Regions from separate parts of the Homo sapiens genome. Here region 2 is linked to region 1. The links are chromatin loops, found by intact Hi-C in ENCODE. Cell type or tissue: Caco-2. All regions are shown on one strand. Links, peaks and the distances in the headings refer to the core of each region. The heading gives the core; the rest is flanking DNA.

What was found. Hi-C counts contacts between places; a loop is a spot of excess contacts. Peaks named below come from ENCODE experiments on the same cell type or tissue, not always from the same donor. Only the 100,000 strongest peaks of a DNase experiment are listed, where the experiment ranks them.
Region 2: a loop joins it to region 1, with 2.3 times the contacts of the local background. A loop is called at or near these places in 2 of 110 quality-filtered maps.

What each region holds. Positions count from the first base shown.
Region 1 is chr5:143,562,450-143,579,283 of GRCh38, forward strand. All of the region lies in intron 1 of LOC105378209 (a long non-coding RNA gene), which reads left to right. Among named protein-coding and RNA genes, the nearest start is that of MIR5197, 110 kb to the right of the region's middle. In Caco-2, for the core only: no CTCF peak of the experiment used is centred there; DNase peaks (open chromatin) are centred at 7,032 and 7,902.
Region 2 is chr5:143,626,511-143,643,344 of GRCh38, forward strand. No RefSeq gene overlaps it. Among named protein-coding and RNA genes, the nearest start is that of MIR5197, 45 kb to the right of the region's middle. In Caco-2, for the core only: no CTCF peak of the experiment used is centred there; DNase peaks (open chromatin) are centred at 8,911 and 12,315.

The DNA of each region.
Region 1 (16,834 bases), core at 3,721-11,720:
GTGGGAAGAATAGAAACCCACAGAATTACTCTGGATTGCAGGGGGACGAAGGGAACTGAATTGTTCAGCGGGACTGTAACTGACAGTGGAGCTCCTGGTTTCCTTTGTTGTCAGATCTCCTCCTACTGCTCAAACACCATGCTTACCTTTCTGCGGGGAGCGGAAGGCTCCGTTCCTGAGTCTCCCTCCTACTTCTCCACGTGCTTAGGAAGAAGATCCTGATCAGCAAATGCTAGAACTCTTCTCTGAGTCCCAGAACCTCATTACCTGCTGGGTTTACTTGGGTTTATTTATAGACTTGAAGAAATAACAGAAGTCAGTCACTCATCATGAGGTTTCCGAAAAATCTCTTCAGAACTTCTCCAGGCAAAGTGCCCCATCTTACCTCCCAACTCAGACCAGGGAAATGTATCTAGTTGATAAGCAACTCTAAGCTCTTGGTGAAAGGCAGCACTCTGGAATGAACCAAATGTTAGTATTTTCCATCATGGAGTTCTTAGAAGAGAGGAGTCTCAAGGGGCCTTGAAGAGGGGGTGTGAAGGGGTGTGTGTCCTGTTAATGCATGGTAGAATGGGCTGAGAGCCTGTCTGAGGCCTGGCATAACACAGGGTGGTTTCACACATGGCTCATGGTGAGGCCTGTCTTCCACCCTCGTCGAATATCATTACATCACTCTTTTCCAGTTACAGGAAATCCAGTGAGTGCTGGCCATAGTATTTCCCTGAGATCCAAAGCAAACAAACCCGCCTCTCCTCAGTCCCAGAGGCTGACGACATGTGAAGGAAAAGCCAATTCATAGTATGTTTCTGTTGGGCCTGAGCAGCTGAGGGTGAACCCACTGGGCAGGCAGACAGTGGGCAGCTTTCTAAGCACATATACAGCCAGAAAGCAGGGACGCACATGCCCATCTTTTTCTTTTTTTCCTTTTATAAGAAACATTATTTGAAGTCCATTTTTGTATTTGACAGACTACCAGGGCTGGAGTCCCAGCTCTTCTACTTACTAGCTGTTTGAGTTCAGGCAAGTCCCTTGAGCTAGCAAAGCCTCAGATCCTTTATCTGTAAAATGTGGATCGTAGTAGGACCAGTCTTCATGGGAAACAGGGGCATTAAATGACAGCTTCCATGTGAAGTGCTTAGCACAGTGCTTGATGCGTATTACATACTCAATAAATGTTTTCTATTCTTGTTATCTCCAGTTAAGATAGATGATCAGTCCATATTATTTAGGATATTTAGTGCCATTTCTCCCTCAAATGCAGTACACAGTACTTTTTTTTTTAAAAAAAAAGTAAAAGCTTTTTAGAAATAAAAAATTCACACTGAAATCGGCAGAAGCCATAAGCGAGTAGCTTGAAGAACGTGTATAGAGTGAGTGCCATGTAACCACACCCACATCAAGATGCGCAGCATCAGCAGCTCACAGAAGTCCACTTATGCTCCATTCACATACACTATTCCCACTTTTCTGACCTCTGTCATGACAGATCAATTCTTTAAATGAAATCAGTGTCCTAACCACCATCCAAATAAGGAGATAGAACATTTTCAGCAACCCAGATGAATTCCTATCTCACCCAAAGAAAACTGCTCTTTTGACTTCTATTACAATAAATTTTGGTCTTGAGTTTCTATAAATGGAATGATGCAGATGATATAGTATGCACTCTTTGGTGTCTGGCTTCTTTTATTATACTTACTCAACCATATGCTTGTGAGATTCATCCATGTTGCTGTGTGGAGCAGACATTTCTTCTTGTTGCTGTATATAATATTGCATTGTATAAATATTCCATAATATATTTGTCTGTTTTATTGTTGATGAATATTTGTGCTGTTCCCAGACTTTTGCTATTACAAATAATGCTGCTATGAACATTCTTGCATATGTTTTTTGGTGCATGTATATATACCTTCCTGTTATTTATATATTTAAGAGTGAAAGTGGCTACATCATAATGTCCATATGCATTAGTTTTAGTAGGTAATGCCAAACAGTTTCAACATTGTACCAATTTACATCACAGCAGTATATGAGAGTTCCAGTCACTATACATTCTCATCAACACTTGTGATTACAAGTTCCTTTTAAAAAATTTAGCAGTTCTGGTGTGGTGGGTGCATTGCATTATCTCATTGTACTTTTCATTTGCATTTCTCTGATGAGTAAGATGTTGAGCTCTTATATTGGCCAGTTTCATATCCTCTTTTGTGAACTAGCTGCTCAAATATTTTTGCCCATTTTTTTTATTGGATTATCTGACTGATTTAGGTGAATTTAAAATGTAAATATGTTCTGGAAACACAGAATATATAGATATTTGTATGCAAATATCTTTTCCCACACTGCAGGTTGTCTTTTCATTCTCTTGATAACATTTTTTGATGAGCAGAAGTTTTAAATTTTAATATAGTTCAATTCATCAATCTTTTTCTTGTGGTTGGTACTTTTAATGTCTTATTTAAGAAAATATTGCTTATACTGAAGTGATGAAAGTATTTTCCTATGTTATCGTTTGAAAGATTATTGTTTTTCTTTTCATATCTGAAGTTGATTTTTATAAATCGTGTGAGGTGGGTTCAGTACTCTTTTTTCCTTCTTTTTTTTTCTCATATGGGAATTCAATAGACTTGACACTGTTTGTTATAAATATCTACTTTCCCTATTGCAGAGTAATAACACTATTGTCAGAAATTTGGTGACCATATATGTGGGGGTCCTCTTGGGATTTTAATTAAAAAAAAACTGTGCTTTTTACCCCTTTAAAATATTTAACTTGTGGGCCAGGCAAAGTGGCTTATGCCTGTAATCCTAGCACTTTGGGAGGCTGAGGCAGGTAGATCACTTGAGGTCAGGAGTTTGAGACCAGCCTGACCAACATGGTGAAACCCTGTCTCTACTAAAAGTACAAAAATTAGCCAGGTGTGGTGGTGCACGCCTGTAATCTCAGCTACTTGGGAGGCTGAGGCAAGAGAATTGCTTGAACTCAGGAGACAGAGGTTTCAGTGAGCCGAGATCGTGCATTGTACTTCAGCCTGGGTGACACAGCAAAACTTCGTCTCAAAAAAAAAAAAAGTTTAACTTACGATTTTGTGATGTTGGATACACAGATCCATGTCCCCAAAGCAACACCTTCTTCTGTTCACAAAAAAATTTAGGTTTGAGATAAACTCCCAAAGTTCCTACACTGAAATAATTTTTTTCTTTTTCTTTTTACCATACTGAGGTGGACACTAGTTTCAAAGGATAGAAGTACTGAGAAAGTAATTACAAGTTTGCATGTGCATCAGCAGGAATCAGCCCATAGTGCAGTGATTTCATACAATTTATGATTGGTAAATATTTTTGAAAACACATTATTTTCTACTCAAATGTAATTGGATGCTACATTCAATATAATGATCAATATCAACTGAGATTCTAACACTTAAGAGATAGTAAATATATGACATGATCCTCCTGTGATCATGGCAGACACTGCTAATTATGACATTCTCCAGCACATATATGGTAAATATATGACATATGGGCCCCCATGCCTGCCTGTGATCATGGCAGACACTGCCAATTAATCGTGGCATTCTCTACTGTATAGCCCAGAAGTGGCATCAGAATCCTTCTCAATGTAGAGCCCTAGGCATTCACTACCACCAATTGATTAGATTTGTCACATAAAATGAAACCTACTTGCCATCATTAACTTAGAATTTCTGGCTGCATTCACCTCTACTATATCCTTAAAGCTCCTAGATTCCTGCTTCTTCCAACATAATCATCCTACATTTTTCTCTGAATTGTCTGTATTATGTGAGCTGTGATTGAATCATTTACAGTGGTATGAAAGAAGACAACTGGCTGGCTGGCTGGCTAGCTGCCTCCAGCGGGCCTGCTTGGGTAGGCAATTCCTTGGTTGTGTAAGCTCAGGACAGAACCTAAGCCTCACCTTTGCAGCTTATAAAGCTTCATTCAATCAGCTGTCCCTGAGTTTATCAGGCTACCAGGAACTAACTTATAAAGAAATTAACAGGCGACAGATTTATAAATCAGAATGCTGACTGACTGATTGGTAGTGGGGTCACAAAACTTTCCAATGGGTAGAATATTGGTTTCTACTACTCAGGAGAGCCACTCTCTTGTATAGAGCTACCTGAAAAACTGAATTAGTAATTGGAGGTTTAGTGGTTCAGAGCGCAGACTCTGCACTAGGACCTCAGAGTCTAGGTCTTGGTGATTTTAGGCAAGTTACCTTTAGCTTCTAAATCTCAGTTTTCTCATCTTTACATTGGGAGAGGGGGTGATAGTAATTACTTCTGAGGATTCAGTGCACAAATGCATATGTATCATTTAATAGCTTAGGATCAGGCATGTAGTAAGCAGTCAATAACTGTTAAATTATTAGTATAGATTCAGCACAAAGGGAATGGGATATTTTTAAGTGCTGTTTTGTCCAGACTATGGAAAATCTTTGAACTCCTTTGCTCCTTCTTTTCTTTTTCTTCTTTCTTTTTTTTTCTTTGAGAGAGAGTCTTGTTCTGTCACCCAGGCTGGAGTGCAGTGGTGCGACCTCCGCTCACTGCAACCTCCACCTCCTGAATTCAAGTGATTCTTCTGCCTCTGCCTCCTCAGTAGCTGGGACTACAGGCATGTGCCACCATGCCTGGCTAATTTTTTGTATTTTTTAGTAGAGATGGGGTTTCACCGTGTTAGCCAGGATGGTCTCGATCTCCTGACTTGGTGATCTGTCCGCCTTGGCATCCCAAAGTGCTGAGATTACAAGCGTGAGCCACTGCACCAGGCCTACTCCTTCTTAGAAGCAAAAATAAGTCAGTTCATGTGATAAAGTATCTGTCACACTTTCTTTCTTTTGGATAGTTTTGGATGAATAAAAATTCTTAAACACAAAATCCCCATTCACTAGATTTCATGCTCATTTCCCTCTTCTTCCAAAACCAGTCATCATTAGATTAGATAAAATAAAAGGACTAGGTTTTCCCATTTATATTGGTCATGTTCTAATCCCGAGCATAAAAGCTGGCCACCTTGCTTGGACAACAGGCAGAGAGATAATTTGGTCTTTTGATTGGCCTCAGGAGATCTCCTATTTCCTTGATAAAGACTTGGGAGAGTTAAGGAAGAACATCAATGTGCAGCTGAGTATATTTTTATTGTAATTTTACTGGAGGTGGGGTGAGGAGGAAGATGAGTATGTTTCCTGAGCGGCTACTGTATGTCACAAGCACTTCCCATGTGCTACTTCACTTAATCTTCATAACAACCCTATAACACGGATGTCTTTATCTATGCTTTATGGGCAATGTCCAGAAGGTGAATAATTAGCCTAAGATCCCACAGCCAGCAGGTGGTGGATTTGAACATTTGATGAACTTGAACCCAGAGCCATCTGATATCAGAGTTCATGTTCTCTGAACTCATGACACCTTACTGGCTACTTTTAGCTGAATTTTCAGAGGCTGACATTTCTTCTCACCTCATATGGAAGATTATAGTTTGCAGACTCTATTAGTGTGATTACAAAATATTTGTCCATTTATATAAGTATGAGAAGATAGATACCAGTAAGGAGATCTAGAAGAATAATACCCAGTGGAAGGGAGAAATTGTTTAAACCAGTGGTTCACAGTCTTGAGTGTGCATCAGAGTCACATAGAGGGCTGGCTAAAACACAGAAGGCTGGGCCCCACCCTGAGTGATTCAGTGGGTCTGGGGTGGGGTCTGAGAGTATGCATTTCTGACAAATTCATATATGTGAATATATATATATTCACATATATATGAATATATTCATATATATATTCACGTATATATATGAATATATTCATATATATATTCACATATATATATGAATATATATATTCACGTATATATATATGAATATATTTATATATATTCACGTATATATATATGAATATATTCATATATAGTCACGTATATATACATATATACATATATACACACACACTCATATATATATATATATATATATATATATATATAGTATTAACTTACACAATCACAAGGTCCCACAATAGGCTGTCTACATGCTGAGGAGCAAGGAAAGCAAGTCCGAGTCCCAAAACTGAAAAACTTGGGGTCCGACGTTTGAGGGCAGGAAGCATCCAGCATGGGAGAAAAATGTAGGCTGGAAGTCTAAGCCAGTCTCTCTGTTTTCACGTTTTTCTGCCTGCTTTATATTCGCTGGCACCTGATTAGATGGTGCTACCAGATTAAGGGTGGGCCTGCCTTCCCCAGTCCACTGACTCAAATGTTAATCTCCTTTGGCAACACCTTCGTAGACACACCCAGGATCAATACTTGCATCCTTCAATCCAGTCAAAGTGACATTCAGTATTAACCATCACAATGCTGATGCTGCTGGTCCAGAGATTACATTTTGAGAAACACTGGGTGATTTAAACAGGAGAGAGAGAAACAGGTGGGAGTAAGAGTGGAAAAGACAGTGGGCTAGAGGGTTAAATATCCACTAAAAGCTGTACTCTCCTATGGCCACATATGCTATGTTTTACAGGATTTATGCTCTTGTCTATCACTTCCAGCATCACTCCAGTGTACGCATTGATTCTGGGAGCAGTAGAGATGTGGTTGGACAGGGTAAGGACAATGAGGGCCGAGTAGTAGAGAAGGAATGAGGTGGCTGTGAATTGGGTGGATTAGATGGCAGCTCTGTTACCTGCCAGCATCCAGATTGCCCTTTCCCGAGGGGAGAACTGACTCTGGCTAGGCCCTATGCAGGGAGGGGTGGGCTAGAATTAGAGCCGTAGCAGGCAGCAGATCCTCTTGGGCCATTCCAGAGTGAAGAGTGTGGGCAGCCAGGCTTCCAATGGGGAAGGTTCAAACCACAGAATTTGTTCTTGAGTCACTCCCCCTTGTTTCTGTACTGATATTGGAACCAAACCAAGCCATAGTTTTCCGATCAAACTGCTCCCCACGCACTCCTCTGTTCCCACCAAATTGCAACATAGAAGAAAAATTGAAGAGGAGACTCTTTGGACCCTTGCCATGCTAGGCTTGGAAACTCAGCTGGGGAAAAGGAGCATGAAAAGGTTAAGCAACTTGCTTTACTACTTACTATCCAATATTGGACTTTGGGTTTGGAATTTGGTTTGAGGTAGATAGGGAAAAATATTTCCTCCTTAACTGATTGTTCTTGGGCAAACAAGAATGTCAACGAATGTAAGAAAGAAGCTTTATCTGCAGTTATCTTCCTCAGCAGAGGTGTTTGTTTTATATCTCTCTAGCTTCATATGTGGCTTTAGGTGAAAATAATAGTGATTAATTTCAGGCATTGTTGGCTTTTACTGAGCAAGAGGTGTGAAAGATTCCTGAGAGGCCTGTTTTCTTGGCCTTGAAGGAGAAATGTTACGTTAGATGTTTCTAGTCATTTTCAGAGGCAGTGTGATGGTAATTTATGTTTAGGATACATTTCTTGAGCACCTACTATGTGCCAGGTACTGGTAGGTGCCAGTAGTAGCAGTAATGAAAAGATCATTGTTAAGACCAGGTTTGAATCTTAGCTGTATGCTTCCTAGCTGTATGTCACTTTGCTTTTCTGAGCTTAAATTCTATCTATAAAATGGCTGTACACTCAGCACACAGGGGTGCTGCAAAATGGCTTTGAAAATCATAAAGAGCCATGTGAGTACAAGGTGGCAGTATTGTAGCGTTTGAGCTACCTTCTCTCGGCATTATACAGTCAGACATTATGGTGTCACCTGGGATTCGCACAGTGCTTGACACATAGGGGTACTCAATAGCCACTTGTAGAAGGAAGGAAAGAGGTAAGAAGTGAGGAAGGGAAGTCCAATGAGTAGGTCCTCAGCAGTTGCACTTCAGTTTCAGTTCTTCCAGAGCAAAGGTCCCTGATAAAGTGGTAAACTATCTATGGTTAGGTGAGAGCTGCATTGTACTTGTGGTGATTCATTCTGGGTCAGGCTAAGCACTAACCCGCATTCTCTTGTCCACTGATCATTGATCCTTGAATGTGGACTTTGGTTCTGAGGTGAAATCTCCTCTGAAACATAAACATCTTACTTCCACTCTGCCATCTCACTGGTATGTTTGGGGGATCAAATTAGATAGTAGATGTAATTGTGCCTTGAAAATTGTGAAGTATGATACAGAAAAGATATTTTCTTCTATTTTTATGCACAACTGCCTCACACTAAGTTTTCAACAAAGGGCTTAAAGGGAGGTCTCATATTTATTTTCATGGCTTGCTATGGTCGTGCTTTCTCATGAACTTGGGGAACTACTGTGGGAAGTTGAAAACAAGGTATTTTTAAGTAAGAAAAAATAACTTTTTTGAACACCTTTAACAGGAATCCCACAATGAAAACAATAGGTGGTAAGAGAAGTGAGTAAGAATCTTGCTGTACAATGGAGAGAAAGGAACTAATGATCAGCAGCTAGCAAGGAAGGCAGGAAGGAGAACTGGCAATGGATGGTCAGGAGTTCATGGTGGATGGTGGAACTGCTCAGAGAAAACATCTGCTGACGCAGCCACAGACTGATCTTCCCTGGGTGGAGGTGGCCTGGTCCACATGAGGTCCAGGATCTCCTCACTTTCTCCAGTGGTAGCAACTACTGATCAAGGACCTCTGCTTTGCTAACTACAAGCTGAAATATGCCCTAGTCCTGTGCGTGAGCCTCCACAGGAGGTTGCCCTTCAAATATCTACGGGGGCCAGGCAAGGTGTATAAACAAGTGAAGTTTGCAGGAAAAATAAACAGGGAGTTCTGAGAACTGGGCAAACTGAAGAACACACGCGTGGGCTGCAGGCAACAGTGGATCCAGTTCATTAAAGTCATCTGGAATATGATCCAGTTTTTCTAGATCATCAACTTTTTAAGAAAAGGAAGAAATCTGTATCTGTAAAATAAAACCTCCCAATCTTAAATGTTAGATATACTGTGTGGGACTGGCAAACTATCTCCCTGATTTATTTGTTTGCCATCTCTGGCGTAAATCCTGATATGCATCTCAAACATGCTTTTATTAATTTGTGTGAATTTCTCATAAGAACCATAAGCACAAGCCCTACGTATTCACCATCTCAGAGCACCCTGACCTCTTCCCTCTTAGAATAGTTACTGTACATCTGGTGGGGACGCAGGCAATACAGTACAGTGGTTATGAGCTTGGGGTCTAGAGTTAGATGCTCTGGACTCGAATCCCTGCTTTAGCTTTTCCCAGCTGTATGACCCTAAATCGGACATTTACAATTTCTTTCTTTTTTCCAGAAAAAATATTTATTGAGAGCAACCATCATACCAGCACTGCCTTAGGTCTTCTGGGAATATGGTTGTGAACAAGTTAGGATGTCTGTTCTGGAGGGATTAATAACATGACACATTCTGGATCATAATAACATAGCTTAATGGCACTGAAAATGAGCACATCAGAATAAACCGTAAATAACACCAACCACTAATGCTTACATTTAAAAGTAATAGCGGCATCTAAAATAACCTTTAAAATAAAAAAAAAGTCATTTTCAACATGTACTCAGCTATGTTTTTTTTTCTTCAGACAATAGCAGGGATGACATATGTTAGAATATAAAATATATCAGTTTAGGCTTTTAGAACAGTCTTGCATCACTCCGTGCCATTTATTTTTTTGTCAGATGAGGATAATAGCACCTTCTCTACTGATTTTAATCCATTACTGTAAGCATTGAATATTATTGACATTATAAAGAACAGCGCCCTTGCAAGATTTATTTTATGAGCAAAAATATATTTAAGATTTGCCTCTTTCTCTTAAAGTATAGCAAGATTGAAGAAATAACCAGTGCTATGTATTGCAGAGGCAGACAGAATCACTATTCTTCAGGGGCTCATCAGTTACAGTTAGTCTCTCTTGCATATTGCTTGCCAGGAACAAGGGGGTACCCAAAAAATCGCAAATTGATATGTGTAGAAGATGTTGACAGTGATCCATTGTTACCATAGGGTACAATGCACTCTGTGTTTTGATGCAGTGGTAGGAGTCAGCGATTCTCAGTTTTACTAGAGAAGATGGGAGCAATTGCTTTTTTATCCAGAACTTCACCTTTGTGAGTCCTGGGTTTCTAATCTGACACAGAGCTAATTATCCTTCGTTCTTCAAAAGGGTTTTGTGAGGATTAAATGAAATATATATAAACTACTTGTGGCCATTCCTGGCACATAGCAAACACTGAATAAACATTAAATATTCTCATTGTTGTTAATAACAGTTAAATAGTTAGGTTTTCAAGCATTTTAGTTTAATCTCACTGTTATTCTCTTTTGAAGCAGCAGCTCTGAGACTTCCAGTTTATATCCCACAGAGTCCGGGGCCCAGCACAAGTCCTCAAATGCTGGATGATGACATTTGCACCACCACTGTCATCAGCATTATTATTACCACCTGTGTCTGTTACCGTCACCATCATCGTCACCACTAGAGCTATTGTTTACTGAGTACCATCATGTCCCAGTTCCTGTGTTGCTTCCATGTTTGTTCTGTTCATATTCTCACAGCAACCCTATGAATTTAGGAATTATTTCCTCCTTTCCCCACGTTACAAATGAGGACGATGAGGCTCTCAGGAATTAAACACCCAGCTCAAGGCCACCACTAAAGAACATCAGAGACAGAATTCAGACCCAGACCCGTCTGACCACAAAGGCTGAGCTATTTTCCTTACATCACGCTCCAGATCCATTTGGGAAATGGAGGTGGTGGGAGTTACAGATTATGCAACTGGTCTTGGATAGCTTGGCGTTCTGAGGTGCGTGTCCCTTTGCATTTTGGTACACTGCTATCATTTTGTCTCTTTCAGATGGCTGATAGCAGTTTATTTATAACTGAGAACTGACAGTTTGTTTATCCAAATAGCTCTTTGAAAGGTTCCAATTATGGTTCCGCCACATCTCTGAAGGCTAGTGGTGGAAAGGCAAAGTGATGCTATCTGTGCTGCCGGCTTAGGTACAAAACACAAGAAAATGCCATTCTTTGAGAGGAGGCCCTGACTGGGGCAGACACGGCCATGTCCCGAGAGAGATCAGCACCAAGCAGACCTCCAGAATGGATGCTGACTACCTTCCAGTTCATGTCTTTAGTTGTAATTAATTCTCCTAGGCAGGTCCATGTGTCACAGATATAACTAGGAAGTCCTCTGTCTTGTGTGACTTCCAGAAGGTGGTTTCTTCCTAGCCTTGATTTACAACCTCAGCCATGTGGATATAGCTTCCTTTCTCACTCTGCCTACCATCAAAGCGAGATAGTTAATCCCCAGTGGCCTTTTAGTCCTCAGTCCTCCGTGATGGAGCAGCTCCTGTGAGCAAGACCCTATACTTAGCACCAGAGAGACACTAAAGAGAGATTCAGAAACTTCAACATGTTGGAGGAAGCAATGAGATCAAATTTGTAAATTTGTAAACTTGATATCTGGGTGCCCATTGTTCCAGCATGATTCTGTACTTTTGAGTGCCTCTGCATGGAAGTGAAAGAACTTACTCAGCAGAGGCAGCGTAGCATAGAGAGAAGCTTGTCAGACATCTTCTGTCACAAACTTGCTATGTAAGCTTGGGTTCACTGCTTCATCTTGAGTCAGATTTTCTGGATTCACTTCCCAGCCTTGCCACATATTGGCTGTGTGACTTGAGCAGGCTGGTTAATTCCTCTGTTTTTCAATTTTATTATCTGTAAAATGGGGATAACTTTCTCACATAACTGTTATGAGAATTAAAAAAGATAACGTATGTAAAGTGCACTGTGTGCCTGGCATATAGTGCCAAGTGTTAGCTGTAAAAATAATAATAAAAAAGAATAAATCTTACTAATATTATTAGTGTGTTTCAGGGCTCAGTGCTAATCTTGCTCTTTTATAGCTGTGCTCACTCTGTGATGATCTCATCCTCTTATGACTTTAAATACCATCTCCAAATTTGTAGCTCAAGCATCAGCTCCTCTCCTGAGCTTCACACACGCACATGCATCTCCATATGTATCTATGTATGTATATGTACTTATATATTTTTTGCATAGACATTTAATGGACCTCTAAAGCTCTACAAGTCCCTAAGTTAACTCCTGTTTATCCCCCTACTCCACCAAACCTCCTCCTCTCCCAAGCTCAGTAATGTCTGCTGCATCTCTCCTAATGTTCAGGTCAACAAGCTTGGCGTCACCCTTGACTCCTCTGTCTCACTGCCCTCTAGCTCCTCCATTGGCAGAGCTTGTCAGTTCTATGTTCACACATATCCAGAATCTGATGGCTTCTCACTACGCCACCACTTCCATGCTGGCCCCAGCCATTGTCCTCCCTCCCCAGGATGACTCCAACAGCCTCCTCCCTGGTCTCCCTTCTTTTCCCCTGGCCTCCCTTCAGTCTATTCTTGCACAGTGGCCAGACTGATCTTGTTAAAATATACATCAGATCATGTCACTGCTCTGCTCAGTACCCTGCAATGGCTTCCTATCACCCTGAAAATGAAATGCAGTGTTCCGCTAAGCCTGCAAGGCTCTTCATGCCTGGCCCACAGCTTGCCTGCTGCTTTCATCTCCTATCATCCCAACCCTCTCTCATTGAGCTCAGCACCAAGCATGCTCCCCTTGGGGCCCTTCGCTTCCCAGCCCTTCAGGCTGGAATGTTCTTGCCCTGGAAGTTCACATGGCCAGTCCCTTATCTCCTTCAGGTCCCTGTTCAAATGTGCCAACCAGAGCAGTCTTTCATGTCTACCATATAAAGGATAAATTCCATCTCTTGCCCTCCTCTACTGTCTTATTTTGCCTTATTTTTTTAATAGCACACATTCCCTTCTTACCTAGCATATGTTTTTTGTTGTTGATGTTTATTGCCTCTCTAGAACATAAGCTCCATGAGAGCAGAATATTACTTTGTTCACTGTTGCATTCTCATCATCAGAACAGTGCCTAGTACTTAGTAGGCAATCAAGCAAATATTGTCTTGTTATGAATGAAAGGAAGGAAGGAAGAAGACTCATCATGAGACTACTTTTTCCTATCTCTAAAGTACAGTGGCTGAGTTAGAGGCTTTGTAAAAGGTTCCTTCCAGCTTAAAAACTTTATGACTGTGAGGTCCACTGAATTCTCATGTATTGGATTCAGCTCATATCTCTTAGCAAGGCCAGTTCACTCAGAAGGCAAGAGTGCTTCTTCACAATAAATTAAGCCATTTACCACCCCCCCGCCAACACCAAAAATCTCATGAACAGAATTAGATTGGCTAAAAAGATCATCTTCAGCAAATTTCAGACCTGTTCACTCTTAACCCCAGCATTGGTTATTTTTCATGCGCCCACTGCAAGCATCCATTCCCTGGGCCATCCACCCCCACTGCCTTTCTCTGTGCCTCAGGAGGCTGATCTGTGGACTGCTTTCCCTGGGCTCCTTCACCTGCCAACTTTGCTGGCTGGGTTTGGCCAATGGAAGCAGGAAATTCAGAGGAGGAAGAGAGGGGCCAGAGTGTTTTGTCCCTACTCCCTCTCTGTCTTTCCACTGCCATCTGGCCATGAGCTGTGAGCCTAGCTCCAGCCAGGCAGCCCTCGCTTCTCAGCTCCAGCTCCCACAGGGCTCCCACAACACTCTTTCCTCCCCTTTCTTGTTAGCTTAAGGGGTGGAAATGTCTTCTGGCCGTTGCTGGCCCCTGAAGCTTCAACATTCCTCATTGGCTTCATTTACCCTATTGATAATTCCTTCATTAAAGTCTCTTCAGTTAGACTCCATGCATGGAATTCTGTTTTCTGCCTACCAGGATATTTACAGGATATTAATTAAGTAGAGAGTGAGTCTATTTCCTTGGTACTTTAAAAGGTGTATAAGGGTTGGGTGTGGTGGCTCACACCTATAATCCCAGAACTTTGGGAAGCTGAAGTGGGAAAATTGCTTGAACCTGGGAGTTTGAGACCAGCCTGAGCAATGTAATGAGGCCTCATCTCTACAAAAAATTAAAAAAATTAACCTGGCATGGTGGTGTGTGCCTGTTGTCCCAGCTACTTTGGAGGCTGAGGCTGGAGGATCACTTGAGCCCAGGAGTTTGAGGCTGCAGTGAGCTATGATTGTGCCACTGCACTCCAGCCTGGGCAACAGTGAGAACTTGTCTCAACAAAACAAAACAAAAACAAAAACAAAAACAAAAACCACACGCTATGGAAAAAGACATAAAATATGAAATATGTAGGGCTTTCTGAGTAAACACTTAAGACTATGTGTGTTGGCTATACATTTGTTTAGAGCTGGACTTAGAGATCTTTCACAATCTGGGGAGAAATCAGTAAGTCTTTTTCACTTGGTTCAATTCCCAGACCCATGAAACAAGGACTTCTTGGGGAAACTCATGGGTTGACACACAGTGGAAGTTCCGCTGATACATACTTTAGATTGGGGGTAGAAAAATCTGGCTGAGTATTATTTAATTTGAATATTCTCACTGCCCAAAGGAAATGCTGTACTCATCCTCTGTGTGGTACAGGTATGAAAATATCCCTCTGCATGCCTTTCTTGGAAGAAGAGTTTCAAATTCTTTTACTTTTTTCAGAATAGTTCTGCACATTCTTGAAGAAACAAGCCTTAAATCCAGAGAGCTGGGTGACAGGGCAGTGGCAGAGTGCCAGGAAACATATTATAATGTGTGCTAACCCTGTTTAAGAAAACAGATCATTTTAAACTTAAGCAGGTTACATAAAAAATGAAGTGAAGTATGACCAAGGGGCCCTTGCAGAGAGACTGTAAAATGAGACTTTAATACAAGCCAAAAAAAGAAAAAAAAAAGAAAAAGGAAAAGTGAAGGAAATAATACAAATACGTGGGGAGGGACAAAAGAGTTAAAGGAAAAGCCATGTTAGTAATAAAGTAAACTATTGTATTCCTTTACCTCTGTACTTTTGTTAGGGATAGAAACATATCACTGAAAAAAATATATACATTTAAAAATAAAAATTTTCAGCTAATTTGTGCTATCCAGCCATCACCACAATAAAGAATGAGCTAGACTTCCCCATATTGTGAAGGGCACTAAATTCACAAATGTGAAGTTGCAGATAGGAAAGGTTTTATAAACTGCAAGGTAGCAATGATTTGTGTGTGTTTATTTCACCTTTGTAGGATACTGAACATGTGCATTCTTCCAAGTATGAAGGATTTGAGTTCACTAAATAGTAAGCCCTCTCATTCCTAGTGGAGAGAGGAGAAAGGAGAGCAGAGGCTCAAAACTGGGATGAATGCCTGATGAAGGGAGAGTTGCTCTCCCAGCCAGATCCTTTGATTTGCCAGCTGCTGAGGCACCAATCAGAGCTCTTAGCTGAAGCTCACAGGAGATCTGTGACTTAAGACCTGGCCAGGACATGCATACTTTCAATGGGGCCCTAAAAGAAGCCTGTATTCTGAGATGAACTCCTTATCTCCCTCTAGTTCCATAAGCAGGGCCATTTGAGAATCTTTCTGAATCTTCTGAATCTACTGTAGCTCACTAGGTCCCTTTTTTGCAAGATGGCCCCTATGCCTAGGACACTGCGCTAAGGGGTTTCCTCTCCCAGCAGTCTGGTAGTCCTTCTTTTACCAGCAAACAAAAGCCATGTGACATATTATGTTTATTCTTTATTTTCTCTTATGAGTTAATATAATTCATCATGTTTCTCTTTTTGGCTCTGTGGACAGAAATCTTAGCAAATGTGGTAACATTCTTTGTGCGTGTGTGTGTGTGTGTGTTTCAACAGCAAAATCTTTTCTTCAATGCAAAGCCTACACAGGAGTTTGATATATAAAAGAATTAACAGGCCAGGCGCGGTGGCTCACGCCTGTTATTCCAGCACTTTGGGAGGCTGAGGCGGGCAGATCACGAGGTCAGGAGCTCGAGACCAGTCTGGCCAATATGGTGAAACCTGGTCTCTGCTAAACATACAAAAAATTAGCTGGGCATGGTAGACCCGAGATTGCGCCACCGCACTCCAGCCTGGGCGACAGAGCAAGACTCTGTCTCAAAAAAAAAAAAAAAAAAAAAAAAAAAAGAAAAGAAAAAAAAATCTAACAAGGTGCTATTATGAGTGGCACAGAAACAGAAAAGTCTATAAGTTTGGCCCCTTCGTACTGTCCGTCTTCCTTGGTGGGCTCTAAGTCACCTCTAAGAATCCTCTTAAGGCAGGGAGGATTTCTCAAACAAACAAGACCCAGAAATCACACACCACAAAAGAAAAGATCGATACGTGTACTATGTTAAATCAGTTGCTATATTTTTAAAAAATGGCACCCTAAGTGAAATTAAATAAATAAACAATCAACTGGGAGAAGATATTTGCAACTATTGTAACAACAATGAAATTTGTTTATGGATTATATAATGAATTGCAAATGAACCAGAAAAGACAAAACTTCCAATTTAAAAAAATGGAGAAAAGATATAAACAATTTCCAATAGTGGGAAAGTGACCAGTAAAGATATGAAAAAATGGTCAACCTAACTAGTAATTAGGAAAGTATAATTAAATGAACAATTTTGGACATATCAGACAGGGAAATGTTTTAAAAGTCTGACCATACCTATGTGAGGATGTGGGGAAACTGACATGCTCCTGATGGGTTTGTGAACTGGTCAACATGTTGGTTCCCATTTACAACACCCCACTTTCTGAAAGCCTTTCTGCAGGAATATGTGAGGTATATAAACAATAGAAAGCTACTTGGTAGCCCTTCATTTTCCTCATCATCAGCATACACCCATTTTATTATCTCACAGTGCTGTAGACCAGAAGTCCAGGAGGCTGGGCTGCTTTCTCTGCTCTGAGGTGCACAGGTCAAAATCAAGATGTAG
Region 2 (16,834 bases), core at 5,118-13,117, 65 kb after region 1:
CCAAGGCCTCTGAGGGCATCCCATGAGGCTGCTGTTCAAGCTGAGGGCAAAGGCCTTTTTGTGCTTCCGCTAAAGCCATTTCTCAAAGGGATAACAAGAGCTCTTCAGTTTTTACAGTCTTTCACTGTAATTTCAAGGGTGATTCAAGCTCACAATAAAAATGTAAACACTTAAAAAGATATAAAATTCTCATCCAAAAATATTTATTGAGCATCTACTAGGTGCCAAGCAGTGGGGATGCAATAGAGAATAATATAGACAAACATCCCTGCCACTATGGAAACTCATGTTCAAATAGAGGAAGAGAGGCAATAATCCTAATAAATAAGCTATATAGCACTTAGCAGGTGATGAGTGCAAGGAAAAATTGGAAAGGAGAAAAGGGGAAATAAAGAGTGTTAGAGTATTGTGATTTTAAATAAGGTTAACCGGGAAAGCTCCTCCAAAAAGGGTGACATTTGTGCAAATGCTTGAAGCCTGTGAGGGAGTGAGCAGAGAGGGGAAATGTTCCAGGCAGAGGGAAGGATCCAGTGCAGAGGTCTTGTGGCAGGAGGCACCTGGCATGTTTGAAGAACAGCCAGGAGACCAGCATGGCTGAGTAGAGTGAACGATGAGGGAGTGAGAGGAGATAAAGTCAAAGAAAAAAAAGTAACAGGGACCAGGAACGTAAGGACCCTTTCAGCCAGGGTTAGAATTTTGGCTTTTACTCTGAATGGGGTGGGGAGCCGTTGGAAAGTTGTGTCCATGAGTGACATGACCGAGTTAGGTTTTACACATGACTGAAATACTCCTATGCAACTTTCTTTTTTAATTAACAATACATCCTGGAAGTCTTCTATTGCTACATCTAAACCTACTGCATTATTTTTACCAGCTGTATAGTAACCCATGGTGCAGATGTAGCATACTTTTAAAAATCCTTAATTGATATTTTGTTTGCTTGCAAGATTTTGTGGCAACAATATTGTAATTGGAAACCCTTTGTACATACAGATTGACAACTCTTTGTGAGTATATCCACATGATAAATTTCCAGAGGTGAAATTGCTGAATCAAAGCCATGTTTAAAATACCCTCCAAAGAGTTACCCTCCACAAAATGTCTACCAAATTACTCTCTCACCACCACCAACAAAAAGACAAACAACCCCATCAAAAAGTGGGCGAAGGATATGAACAGACACTTCTCAAAAGAAGACATTTATGCAGCCAACAGACACATGAAAAAATGCTCATCATCACTGGCCATCAGAGAAATGCAAATCAAAACCACAATGAGATACCATCTCATACCAGTTAGAATGGCGATCATTAAAAAGTCAGGAAACAACAGGTGCTGGAGAGGATGTGGAGAAATAGGAACACTTTTACACTGTTGGTGGGACTGTAAACTAGTTCAACCATTGTGGAAGTCAGTGTGGCAATTCCTCAGGGATCTAGAACTAGAAATACCATTTGACCCAGCCATCCCATTACTGGGTATATACCCAAAGGATTATAAATCAGGCTGCTATAAAGACACATGCACACGTATGTTTATTGTGGCACTATTCGCAATACCAAAGACTTGGAACCAACCCAAATGTCCAACAATGATAGACTGGATTAAGAAAATGTGGCACATATACACCATGGAATACTATGCAGCCAAAAAAATGATGAGTTCATGTCCTTTGTAGGGACATGGATGAAGCTGGAAACCATCATTCTCAGCAAACTATCACAAGGACAAAAAACCAAACACTGCATGTTCTCACTCATAGGTGGGAATTGAACAATGAGAACACATGGACACAGGAAGGGGAACATCACACACTGGGGACTGTTGTGGGGTTGGGGGGGGAGGGGGGAGGGATAGCATTAGGAGATATACCTAATGTAAATGACGAGTTAGAGGGTGTAGCACACCAACATGGCACATGTATACATAAGTAACAAACCTGCATGTTGTGCACATGTACCCTAAAACTTAAAGTATAATAATAATAAAATTAAAAAAAAATACCCTCCAAAGAGTTACCCTCCACAAAATGTCTACCAAATTACTCTGTCACCAACAGTGTATGTGGAATGTCTATTTCTGCACACTCTTATGAACCCTGTAGACTGAAATTTTACATCTTCTTTGCCAAATTGATAGGTTTTTCATTTCTTTCATAGTGAGCTACATTGAATGTCTCTTTCTACGGCCATTAGTCAATTCATATTTTTACCATATTATTTGCCGCTTTTAATTCTGAGTCTATTTCTGGTTGATTTGTAGGCTACTTGAATATCAAGGAAATGATATATTTTTTCTGTCATATGTGTAACAAACATGGCTCTCAATATCTCCAATCCTCAAGTGTGAAATGACTTTGTTTATGGTTGTGTGTATGTGTACGTGTGCTATAGAGAAGTTTTGTTTCTAAACCAGAAGCATATTTTTACATACTCTAATTTATGAATGTTTTTCTTTATGACTTTTGGTTTTACACATATTGTCTCTCCTCCCATGCAGTAAATGAAAAAAAAAGTTTTTATCTTTTCTTTGGTTACTTTGATGGCTTTTGTGTTTGATCCATTTGAAATTTGTCTTGGTGTAAGAAGAGAGATACGATAATCCTAAGATTTCTTATTGGTGGTTTTAATAATACAGCAGTGGGAAATAAAGCTAATGCTATATGACTTAAAAAGTTCTTTGTTTTTTCTTTGTGCATTTGTTTTAAGATTTCAAAAGTAGAGAATGACACAGGATTCCACAAGTTGGTTTCCCAATTCCTGACTACCTTTACATAGAAGCCAGAAGAAATCTACTCTAATTAGCTCCTCTTGCATCTAAATCTTCTCTCAGTGAGAGAGAAGAGCTAGGAAGGACTTAAAGTAAACAGCTAAAGGGAAGTCCTTAACTTTCTCTGTCTTTTTTTCTCAGGAGTAAATGTATTTTGGGCATTGAACAAAGAACAACGTTGATACATCCTTCATCTTTAGGAACTTGTAATCTTAAGCAGACAGTACTAACATAGGTTGCGATTTCTGGGCTGAAAATTTTAGAAGCAGCTGTGCATTAAATTTTATTTTATTTGCTTGAAGTAGTTCCTCAAAAAGTCTACTCTTTCAACTAGATTTGTATTTAACTTAAAGCTAGGCTTCACTTAAAATTACCTCTTTTACCTTGCTGTGCAGGCACAGATAGAAATGCAATTTCACTAGTTCTGCAGGTAATCAACCATTATCTACAAGATGATACTCCCATGGACTGTGCACACCTCAGCTCCTCTACCTACAAAGCACACCTGCTGAAAGACTTCCAATCCAGCACATGTAGGCACTTCATAAACATTTGTTGAATGCGACCATTTAAAAAATAAGTCTGATTCTCTTTTGAAAAAGGGGGAGAAGGAAGCATAACTTCCAGCTCTGTGTGTCAAAGGAACTTTTAAGAAATTCTATTAGCTAAATCAATAGTGGTGACTTCCTGTCAGAGCAGGAGGTAAGAGACATTTCCCAGCAGTGACAACATATTTGGTTTGGTCAGATTTTTTTCTACAGTGTCACAATGAAGTAATCCGTAAACAATGCATCACATTTCCACCTCAACCGGAACAATATTCGAGCTCTCAGGTGTTAGAAAAAGCCTCTGTCAGTGACAAGTTAATCAGTTTAAGATAGTTCAAAAGTGTCCTTCGAGTGCTTAGTTTCTTCAAGTGCTTTAAAGTGCTTTAGAAACAAGTTACAGTTGGTGGAAAGTGGTTTCCTTTTTCTCCTTAATCCTTAGCCATCAACTGTGAAACTCAAGGCCTCAACAGGCCATTTGTTTTAAGATCGTGATTTCAGATTTTAGTTTTTAAACCAAATTCTATATTTCTATGATCGTCTATGTTAGGTCACTTCTTTTCATGCCTCTTCTAAAAAAACATGAACGTGGGGCTCTCAGACAGGCTGTGCTCTCGTGAATGGTCCTGCCAAGCCTGGACCATGTGGTATGTGATCTCATTCTTATTCATGTTTTGTGATCCTCGCTCACTATCAAAGTCAAAATTCCTGGTGCTATACATTCTGGCTCATTTCTTATCTTCTTATGAAAGAAATAGAGCATATATATATTTGCTTCCTCAAGTCTCCTGGACATTTCAACTCTTTTCAAAGAACAGCTACTATAGTGTGAGTTTTATGCAGGAAATGCCTAGTGGATGTGCTCCGCATCTTTGATCATCATGTCTTCCTCAATTTACTGTGGGAAGAGGCATGTTTATTTCCACATTTTCTGCTTATTTCTTACTCGACCTGCACTAAAATTAATGTGGTCTCCCCAGTCCAGTTTTGACCTTTCTATATGCATTTAGGAGGGAAAATACCTAACCAATCCAAAGTATTAGCAATTAGTTATAAGCAAGCCTGCTTTATTTGGGGGAGATTTTGAGATTTGTGAGAATATTTCACATAAGATTTTTTTTTAAAAAAACATGCCTTAAGTGAATCTGTTGCATGAAATGTTTAACCAAATCATCTTTCATTGTTCACAACCCTCTAGTAGCTTCCCTTTGTACTTAGAACTTAATTAAAACTTTGTGCCAATGGCTCCCAAGTCCTTACACGATCGGGTTTATTTTTCTAACAACTTTGAGGAAACACTGACATAGAATAACCTGCACATATTTCAAGTATACAAATATAATCAGTTTTGACATGTATTTCTACCCATGGAACCATCGACACAATCAAGATAATGAGTTAAAAAAATCAATTTCTCCCTTAAATTTTGTTACGTTGCTTTTTAATGCATGTCTCACTTCACCTCCATCCCCAAGCAACCAATGATTTGCTTTTTGTCCCTATATATTAGATTGCATTTTCTAGAATTTTATATAAGTACTTGTACTCTTTTTTGCCTGCCTTCTTTGACTCAGTGTGGTTTTGAAATTCATCCATGTTGTTGCATGTATTGATTATTTATTCCTTTTTACTTTTTATTAACTTATCATTAATATGGATATAATGCGAATATACCACACTTTGTTTATCCGTCTACCTATCAATGGACATTTGAATTGCTTTCAGTTTTTGGCTATTACAAACAAAGCTTACTTAAAAACTCTTTTTTTAAAAAAAAAGGAAACTAAGAAAAAAGTAAATTACTACTGAAAATGGAAAACAAGTTTTATTGCCACGAATAGAAGCTAACCATAGAAATAAGCAGAAAATCAATAAGAGAATTGTATTACTTAAAATCATTGCAAGTACCGCCAATGGCACATAAATGCTTCCGAATGCTTTGGGAAACCCTGTTCCTGCAGGACCCCAATGGGCTTCTCTCAGTCCCAGCCCCAGCCCCAGCCCCAGCTGAAAGCTATGGAAGCAAGTCAGAGCAGGTTGTGATAAAGATGGCAGGTATACGGACCCACTAGTCAAGAAAAGAGCCAGTTACAAAGTTGGACTTGCACCCTCCCCAGTCACAAACGAATCATGGCATAGCATTGAGAAGTTATATTCTGTGGTGCATAGTTAAAAATAGTTAACCTATCAGAGGGTAAGACAGAATGTGGTGCTGTAATGTTAACAGATGCTATTTGGTCATTTACTTGTTAAGTAAAAAAAATGATCAGTGACTCTCACCTGTGTGCTAAGCACTAGGGGTACAAGGGTGAGCAATATGGATATGGTGCCTGTTGCTCATGAGCTTATTTAGGGACTTAAGAGAAGAGACTGATAATGCAACAAGCTTTAAAGTGGGATAAGCACTGTAATATGCAGTCGCCTTGTGGTCTGAAATCTCAAAGCAGAGTACTTGCTGTGCCTAGATGGGTGTTTTAGGGAAAAACTCTCTTAAACTGTGTTTTCCCTTTACTCTCTCACCATCACAACAATCATCAACACAGAAGAAGATTTCTGTGTCCAAAAGTGTAGGAGTTTTTCCCACACACCAAGCAGTGGACACCAGTTCTAACACTATCTATCTGGAGATAGTGTCAGATCCCACAGTTTGGGGGCTCAGTCCCCAAGAGTGCCGCCCGTACCCTCAGACCCAAGTCCAAGCCTCCAGAACTTCTGACCAACCAGCTTCAAGTTGGGATTCCCATGACACCTCTTTGGGTTCAATTAATTTGCTGGAGTGGCTCACAGAACTCAGGGAAACACATTTAGTGGTTTATTATAGAGGATTTTATACAGGATACAGATGAAGAGATGCACAGGGTGAGGCATGGGAGGAGTGGTACCGAAATTCTGTGTCCTCCCTGGGAACACACCTTCTAGGAATCTTCATGGGTTCAGCTGTCCAGAAACTCTCAAAACCCTGTCCTTCAGGGTTTTTGTGGAGGTCTCATTACATAGGCATGATTGGCAACTGTGTAGAGATGTCATTGGACAAAAACTACATGATTTAAACCCAGCAAGGCCTGTCTGTTCAGACTTTTCTTGGCCTCTGTGTAGCATGCCTTCCTCTAGGGTATGAGGCAGGACTCTCTCTGGAATGAGAGTCTTTTGACCCATGATCAGACTAGAGTCCTGCCATGAGCAAGTGAAAGAAGGACAGGCGAAGGTCAGAGAGAGAGAGACTCTGTCTCCTGAGGACTAAAGTGCCCCAACATTATAAGGAGGACTATTGGAGTTATAAGCCAGAAACTATGGATGAAAACATTTTTATATATATAACACCACAAGGGGTCACAATATTTAAATGGTTACCCAAAAGGTAATTAGTGTCAGACAGAGGAAGTGGAAGATGTGGGGAATAGGACAGAGGGGCAGGTTCTGGGAAGAGGCACAGATAATTGGAGAAGTCTAGAAGTTGGGTTGCGATCTCACCTCAGCACAGACGAGGCATGATCAATGTGGTAAAGAATCCATGCCAGTGTTTTCCTCTTACGCTCTTTATCACATCACTGAGTAATTTCTCCCTGCCCAGGTGGTAACTAGGTGATATAAATGCTGGTAGACTGGTGGTCTACAATGATTCTGGGAAGAAACTGTATTTGATTTATGACTTGTAAATATTAAATGGTTTATTTTGTAAAGCTAATATCAAGTTATTCTTTTAAAATGAGTCTGGTCCTTGCAAAACCAACCAGTTAGTGACTTATTGAAGCCAGTGGAGGTGGTGATGAAATAAGTGAAGGAAAAGCTCAGAAGCTCAGACCTAGAAAGCTGGAGAGATCAAAGCTATGATGGCGAGGAGCAGTTAACATCAGAAGAGACAGGGGAATTATAGCAGACTCTTATGCCATCTACCCAACCTTCATTCTTTCCTTCTTCCTGGTTAACAAAATGCCAGTTGTATGCAGGGATCCACATTCCTTCTCAAATCCAGGGACTTCAGAGGAGAATGACTGCATCCCTGGCTTGGAGTTGGGTCTGATTGATCTAAGTCAAAAACAGCAACCTCCTTCTACTTGCCAATGACTGGTCTAGCATGAGCATGTGTCACACTTCTGGTCACAGAGATATCAGGTGAAGTCTGCTGGGGGAGCTCCTGGCAAAGGTTTTCCTTATCTTAAAAGGGGTCCCAACAAAGACTTGGTTTCTTTTTTCTCTGGAGGCTGTTGTTGTCATTGACTATGACTCCTAAACTGCTGCAACCACCTTGTGACTATGGGTAGGGAAGACAGCCAGGGAACAATTGAGGGATGGCAGGACACAGAGATGAATTGTTTATAGGCTTATCAAAGAGGAGAGTGCATCTGCTAATTGTAAAATTATTATTATATTCAGAGTTCAGTCTTCTAGACCTAAATACCCCCAAATCTCAAATAAATAAGATTTGTTAACACTGACAAATATAAAGTTTTACTTTTAAGGTTACAAAATTAATTGTAGCAGGATTCAGTAGAAATCTGATTTCCTCACTGTTAAAAAAAAAAGACCAAAGAACTGACAGAATACCCAAAAATATATTATTAAGGTTATTTGTAAAAGTATAGTGCCCAGCCTAGTGGAATCCCATAGTACTCAGTATTGCTTCCATGTCTGGGATGTGGCATGGGAACCCTCTTTCAAAGGAATATTGATGATTAGAGGTTATCCTGGGAAGAAGAACCAGGATGGCTAAGATTTACAGGTCCTCATGTGCAGGCCCTCACTAGAGGCAAGCAGGCTGTTTAACTTGGAGGAGAGAAGAGTTAGGGAGGGCACGTTTACTGTCTTTAAATCCCTAACGAGGAGCCAACTTCATCTGGGTGGGTCCAGAGGGCCAAACCAGAACCAAAAGAGGAAATGTCAGAGACACTGAGATCAGTCCAATGTAAGAAAAAACTTTGACCTTATAATAATTATATCTGTGCAACAATAGAAATGACTGGATCTTGAAATAGTGAGTTGTCATTAGAAGTGTTCCAACAGAGGATGAATAACCTGTGTGGACATAAAACTCACTCAACACTTATTGCACATCTACTAAATGGCAGATGATTAGTGGGGAGTAGAAAGATTAATGTGATGTAATCCCTGATCACAGGGTGTTGGAAGTCTACAGTGGGTAGATGACAGGTAAACAGCTATTTATTCTGTGTGGTAAGTGATATTGTAGAGTTTGTGCAAACTTTTATGGAGACATTAATTCTGCTTTGGATAATCAGAAAGTATTGTGAGGAAGTTATATTTACTGAGACTTGAATAATGATCTGGAGTTTATATTGCTGGGAAATAAACTATCAATGCAGGGGAAATTCAGTGAATTGTAAAATCTAAGAAAAAAGAAGAGAAAGAAAAAGAAAAGAAAAGAAATAAAATAAAATAAAATAAAAACAGAAAGGAAGGGAGACAGAAAGTAAGACAGAAAGAAAGAAGAAAGAAAGCAAGAAAGCACAAAAGCAAGCAAGCAAGAAAGAACAAAGAAGTGGTTGCCTTATCTGGATGGCTGGTGGCTATGACTCAAGGCTCACTAGATGAAGTGGAGAGAGTAAATAAAGCCAGAGATCTTTAAAAGTCCCAGGCAGAGGCATGGAACTGGATCCAGAAGGAAAACGTCAAAGAGCATACAAGGGCGGTCCTTCCCCTGGTTTGCTTTTTTTGTGGAGAGTCAGCCACCTTTGATGCAGTTGTTCACACACTTCCAGTGGCCTGTGAAATCCCTCAGGAGCAGGGGGAGCTTATGATCTAGTTTGATGGTAGGACTTTACTGTGAAGCTTGAATCCCCCCAGATTTGCTTAGAAATATAACTGGGAGGCTGGGCGCGGTGGCTCATGCCTGTAATCCCAGCACTTAGGGAGGCCAAGGTGGGTGGATCACCTGAGGTCGGTAGTTCGAGGCCAGCCTGACCAACATGGAGAAACCCCATCTCTACTAAAAATACAAAATTAACCAGGCATGTTGGTGCGTGCTTGTAATCTCAGCTACTCGGGAGGCTGAGGCAGGAGAATCGCTTGAACCCGGAAGGCAGAGGCTGTGGTGAGCCGAGACTGCACCACTGTGCTCCAGCCTGGGCAACAAGAGCGAAACTCCATCTCCAAAAAAAAAAAAGAAAAAAGAAAGAAAAGAAATATAACTGGGAAAGATGGATGAGTTTTGGAAAAGAGGTCAGTTTTGTTTTGTTTTTCCCAAAGGGTGTGGTGAACTGAAGTAGCCAGAGGGACAAGAAGCAGGAGAGTGAATAATCATCCCTAACGCTCTGCAACATATGAGAAGAGGGGAAGCAAACCACTCACACTGACAACTCCTTTCTTTAGCTCCAATCCAGACTCAACAAAAAAGGACTTATTTGACAAAGATACATGGCACTTGATGGCAAGCAGTGGCAGTATGATAAACTGGTAAAGCAGTCCAAGACTTAAGGCCTAAGCTTTTGCTTCTGGGCTATGTGACCTTGGATGAATTACCTCACCTCTCTGAGCTTCAATAGTCTGCAAAATTTGCAAAATGAGGTACAAGTATTGATCACTCAGAGAAGCTGTGGGGATGACACAGGATAATGTTATATAGCTCTATTAGTGTGCTAGCACAGTTCTAGCCATGTAGCAGGGAGTCGTGAATTATAACCATTGTTATTATTTTATTCTTAGGAATAATACAAGTTAAAAAAGGAATTAATAGTTAGGGCTTATTGGACTTTGGGGGACAATTGATTCAACAAATTTGAGCACCTACCCTGTTCAAGGCACTCATTTTGTGCTGGGAAAACAGCACAGAAAGTCATTTCTTCCTTCAGAGAATTACATTCTATATGAGAGATACAGACAAGAAAATAAACAAACATAGATAAAGAGAAGAGCTATAAAGAAATTTAAAAAAGAACACAGGGGTCACACTATGCTTGTGCTGTGAATAAGAACATTGGCTGAACCTGCAATATTTGGGGAAGGATGTCAATTCCTGAAGGCTGACATGAGGTCTACATTGAATGTCAGACTGACTCAGTGACTTTATATCCCATATAGTCACACTTTTATGTCTTAATGAAGTCAGGTTTCAGACAAATTGGTTCATTCATTTCCGAGGACCCCCATACTTCTTTCGGTCTTGGATAAGTTGAATTACTCATTCACTAAGTATTTTGGCAGAACCTTCAACTGATGCGTATTTTTAGCGCTGGGTTCATGTGTAAAAAAAAAAATACATTTGGAGGGGCCGAATGAATAATGGAAGAGGAAAATAAAATAGCAAACTGTGTTTTTCAAACGTCAGCTTGGTAGTAATGGAGCAGAAAGTATTGGGTGATTCATAGCATATGTGAGGCTAAAAACAAACATAAGCAAAATACCAAATTGTTCAAAGTCTCACAGGGAGGGTGCCAATCATGAAAGAGCTCGAACTGACAAAAAGAGTGAGAAGGGCCAGCATAGGGGGTGTGGGGAGACAGAGACAGACATTGACATAAAATAGTAAGATTCAAGAAGAATGTTCTGTTTGAATGTGATGACCAAAAGCATATTTTTGGGAGAGTTTAGAAGAATGTCTCTCCAGAGCCCAGACGTAGCCTCTGAGTAAACAAGGAAATCGTGGCCTATATCTTTGAATTTATAGTTTGACCCTGAAAATGTGCACTTTGGTCAGCAAAATGTTAAGAGGAATTTTCAACAACAGAAGTAGCTGATAATCATGATTGTAAAAACACTTAGCGTTTCCATATAAATGTCTTCAAAGAAGAGAGTGAGCTTTTAATAACAACTCCATATTGTGAAGTCAAGGCTGTTAATGGCATATACTTTACACACAAACGACTTTAATACAATTTATGCCATCACCTTGAAACCCGTTCTAGGAAATATCTCCAAGATTTAGTTTAGATTCTTCTCTGTTATCCAGAGCTGAGCCCCTGATTCAAGCAAGCTTATCATTTATTTTTTTCTGTAGTCTCTTAAGCCTCAAATCTACCATTTATTTTTAGTTTGTGATGTTTCCTGTCTCTGAATGTCATTTTGCCAATCTCCCTCCTGGCTTCCCTCTACTCTTTGACGTTTAGCTCAAATGTCTCTCCTTCAGTGAACTTCTTAAGCAGAGTCACTCATAACTTGATCTGGTTTCCTGCAGCATTTTATACACATCTTTATAATTCCTTTGTTAATCATTCTCATGCCTATTGTTTATTTTTTGTCCTTTAGGTGCCAGGCACTGTATTAAGCATATTACCTAAATTCTTTACTTTAATACTTGCTATTGCTTTATGAGATAGATATCATTATTATTCTCATTCATGATTGAGGTTAAGTAAGTTGCTTCATTTCATCCACCTAATAAGAGATAGCATCTGACTTCTTACTCGAGAACACATACTCTCAAGTACATGCTATGTGGCCTCTCATATCACCATACTGTTTGCTTTTGCTGGTGTTGCAAGTTTATTTGTGTTCACATCTATCTCCCTCTTTACATAAAATACATGTACAGGTCTTGCCTAGGTTGGAGGGATAGATGAAATACAGGGCTGGTCAGGAGTCTATTTACTGGTTCTGTCCATGATGCAGGAGACAAAGTTGTTAGCGTAGTCAAGGTTGATTACTGGGAGGTTACTTGAAGGAAAATGCCTTAGACCGGTGGTCCCCAAAGTTTTTGGCACAACGGACCAGTTTTGTGGAAGACAATTTTTCCATGAACCAAGGAGGAGGGGTTTGTTTTGTGATGATTCAAGCACATTACATTTATTGTGCATTTTATTTCTATTATTACTACATTGTAATATATAATGAAATAATTATACAACTCACCATAATGTAGAATCAGTGGGAGACTTGGATTTGTTTTCCTCCAACTAGTCGGTCCCATCTGGGGGTGATGGGAGGAGTGACAGATTGTCAGGCATTAGGTTCTGATAAGGAGTACACAACCAAGATTCCTCGCATGTGCAGTTCACAATAGGAACTCTTCCTCCTATGGGAATCTAATGCCGCCTCTCATCTGACAGGAGGCAGAGCACAGGTGGTAATGTGAGTGATGGGGAGCGGCTGTAAACACAGATGAAGCTTTGCTTGCTCACCTGCTGCTCACCTCCTGCTGTGCAGCATGGTTCCTAACAGGCCATGGACCAGTACCAGTCTGTGGCCCAGGGACTGGGGACCCCTGCCATAGACAAAATTGGTAACAAGAGTCAAAAATCAGAAATGAAGAAAACAATTCAGGACAATGGAAGTTACATAGGAATCAAAGGTTAAGAAAGATCTTGTTCAGACAAAATTTTAATTGGACACAATATTTACACACACAGAAGAAAGGGCATTCTTTTTCACTTGGTATATACTATGCATGGCCAAGTGTTATAAACTTCTTGGATGTACTAACCATATAAATCTCAAAATAAGTTTCTAGACTCTCCTGGTATATCAGTTCCTTCTCATTTGGGACATATGCACATTTCTATTGCAATTCTTACTGCTTAGTATTGTTTAAGAGACAATCATGCCTTGTGGGGCTCAGATCTTTTCAAGAACATTGGGTATATCTTATCCATCTTTGTGGTCCAATGTCTAACAACTAGTGAGCTATAAAAGGTGGGCCAGTATGTAAATAAAATTGAAACAAACAAGAATGTTTTCTATAGCATTTGTAAAATAATTGGCTATATATTTTTTAAAAACCCTCAAAATTCATGTTTTCTATAAATAAAACACACAGTACTTTTTTTTTGTAAGTTTAAGTTCTGGGATACATGTGCAGAACGTGCAGGTTTGTTACATAGCTATACATGTGCCATGGTGGTTTGCTGCACCTGTCAACCAGTCATTTAGGTTTTAAGCCCTGCATGCATTAGTTGTTTGTCCTAATGCTCTCCATCTTCTTGCCCCCCACCCTCTGACAGGCCCCGGTGAACACACAGTACTTTTCTAGGGAGTTAAAGATTCATTCAACAACTGGGACATTTAGACAATTGAAGAGAATTTCAGAGATAATGGATCATAACTATGTTTTTCCTCTCCCTTCTTTCTTCTGGAAAGGTAGAAATATGTATCCTTTTACTGACTCCCTTGATAACTTCCCACCAAGGCCATGACATTTAGAAGGTAGTATTTATTGTAGAATTGTAAGAAATGGACATAGTTTTCATCCCTTAAATATGTTTTCTGACTACTAAAAACAGTACCTAGTGGTTGAGAAAACAATTGACCATTTATTTATGTATTTCTTCATTCATGCAATGAAAACATAGTTAAAGCCTTTTGTATGCAAGTCTTTAAGCTAGCTACCAGGAATATAATTATGAGCCAAAATAGACATGGTCTTTGCTCTCCTGCTGTTTATTATCAAATGAGGGTCATCAAGTAATTAACTAAAATTATACCTTGCAAAGGGTTTCAAAGAGAGCTATATGGTGCTATGAGAACAAATAATAGGGGAAAGAGAAGCACAATATAAGCCAAACATGGAGATGTTGGAGTAGGTAGATCTTGCTGGGTATAACATCATGTTAAGGATTCTGGTATTTACCCCAAGAGCCACAATACGTTGTAGGCACTGAGTTAATGAAATTAGATGGTGCTTTCAAAAGACTACTTTGTTTATAGTGTAGAGAATAGGACGCAGGGAACAAGAGGAAAGTAAGACACTAATTAGATGGTTTAGATGTTGGTCTAAGTGAGAGTAGATAGTAACGTGGACCAGGTTTAAGGTCTTGGGAAACTGAAAACGAACTAGTTTCACTATTTATTTATTTATTTATGTATTATTTTTGAGACAGAGTCTTGCTCTGTTGCCCAGGCTGGAGTGCAGTGGCACGATCTCCGGTCACTGCAACCTCCACCTCCTGGGTTCAAGTGATTCTCTTGCCTCAACCTCCCAAGTAGCTGGGATTATAGGCGTCTGCCACCACACCTGGCTAATTTTTGTATTTTTAGTAGAGGCAGGGTTTCGCCATGTTGGTCAGGCTGGTCTTGAACTCCTGACCTCAGGTGATCTCCCCATCTCAGCCTCCCAAAGTGCTGGAATTACAGTTGTGGGCCACTGTTCCTGGCCTCACTCTTCTGATTTCAAATAGAAGTCCATGGGTTGAGCAAAACCTACTGGGACTACTCATTAGCAGGTGGAGGGAAACTGTAGCTGTGCCACTTGGAAGAAAAAGTCACCTGTGGGCTTTCAGTTTAGTTATTTATACTTATGCATTTGACCTAATGAAGATGCTTCAGCTTGAGGAAACAAACGGATATGGGAGATAATTGGGGACCAAATGGCATAATCATGAAGGTACACGGTATAGAACTTGATTTTTTTCTACTTTCAGCTTAGTTTATTCCCAATTCCTCACTAAAAAGCATAAGCTTAAATGAGGTTTTTGCAACATTTAATAGGTTAAATTCGTCTTCTAAAATTTGTTTTGACTTGAACTTTGCACAAGACACAATATTAAAACATGACTTAACTAGAGGCAGGGCCTTATTTGATCTTTGTATTCCCTAGGACTAGCCCCAGTGCCTTATTCAAAAAAAAGAAAAATGAATGCATAAGAAGAAAAAAGAAAAACTCATTTATTGAAGAGAGACATCAGATTAGCAGAAATAAAACATAAAAGGATCTAATAATACTACATGGGAATGGAAAAACCGAAGGTAGATTTTGAGTCTTCTTCAATTTCCAATTTGACTGTCTGATTTGTAATTTACATTTGTTTGTTGTTGTCTTTATGCCAAGATCTGTTTCTTTCCATCAGCATGTGCAAATGTAATAAATTAAATAGTTATTGGTGCTGTGGTTATCTATGGTATTTCCAGAGGTCTTTAGTGCAACCATGAAAATAAACACTGGACTGTTTCTAAAAATTCTTGCATACTGAGAATTGAATGGTGGGTCCCAGAGAAACTTGATACCCCCGGACTGGTTTTTCTTCCCCTCTCGGTTTTGATTTCACAGGCAACACGGCTCTGGGGAAGCACTGGGAGTGCTTCAGCAGATAGTTTCTGAGTCTAGAGAGCTGAGTGCACAGGGAAATGAGGGCTCATAAAGTTGCCTATAAAGAGGAGAGATGACACTGATTAGTGTGTACTGGGCCAGGATCAATATTATGAGCCTAGTGGCTTTGGGGAGTTATTCACAGGGCGGTGGATGTTTTCTTCTGCTTTATAGCTACTGGAAAGCTAAAAGAACTGGCTTAAGGTCACAGAAAAAGTGAATCAAGGTCCAGGCTAGTCCTCAACCCATGAGTGCCAAATCACTCTCCTCTCTATTGGTGAAGCTCTGAATTATCTTCCTCCTGCAGACGTGATCTTCTGTATTCATTCTCACAGTTGGAAGCATTATTATTCAACCTGTTGGCTCAGCCAGAACTCTTGGGCTCAATCTCAAAAGCTTTCAGACTCTGGCAGGTGTCACAGATACATGAAATGGCCAAGAATAAGGCAAATGGGTGTGGAGGGCCTATGAACAACTGAAGGCTTTCAAATGTAAATGAAAAAAATATACTACGCTCATCCAAGTTGCTACCTTGGTCTTAGAGTCATCTTCAATTCTCTTTTTTTTTTTTTCAAGCACACATCTTACAAATTCCTTTACCCAACTGAGCCTACCTTTGACATAACTGTTGAATCTTGCTCTTTGTCTCCCTTCCTATTGCCACTGCTTTAATTCAGGCTCTCATCATCTCTCCTTCTACCTGGCCTAACTTCAGTTTAGCCATTACACTTTTCCTGCATCTATCCATTGCATTGCCAACAAAGTTATCTAAAGCCTGAGTGTGACCATGTTATTCCCTCATTTATGAACTTGGGTAGTTCTGAACTGCCCATGGGCTGAGGGCAGGGGGGCCTCAGCATAGCTAAACCAACCTGACTTTCCAGACTCATCTGCTACCACCCCTCTCTTCTTGTCTTGTGCTCTAGAACATCAGGCTACTTGCTGGTCTCTCAATGTGCCCAAAAAGGCATTGCTCACTTAGTATGGGGGATTAGCTCCTGGAAATGGAAATGCTACCTGAACTAACCACATGTGGGGTCATGTCAGCATAATCTCCCCAAAGAGCTATTTCTAGCATCAGGCATTAGCAATGGCTCTTTGAATTTTGTCAAATCCTCTGAAATCACAACATCCCTCTGGCCACAGTTTTTTCCAGGCCACAGGTCACACAATTGTTAGTCAGTCACCCCAAGCTCCAGTCATGCTTATGACAGGCTTTATAACATTTAAGGAATGCTCTTTATTGTTTGTGTCCTTAACCACTTTCTTGAAGTGACTCTGTGGTAAACCTTGCTTTTTAAGATCCAAAGTGGTTCTCTTCCTCTTTCCTTAAACAGCTCCAGCACTAATACTGGAAGTTTTCCCCCAAACATTATAAGTGAAACCTGTTCCCTAAAACACAACATAAATAGCAGAAGGAAAAGTTACAGAAGACAAAAACCAACAAATTGTATTAGAAGAGTGTGGTAGGGTCCTCATTGGTTGAGAATTTGCTTGGCCACTCAGTAGCCATGAGCATATAGCACAATTGATAAAATATATAATATCT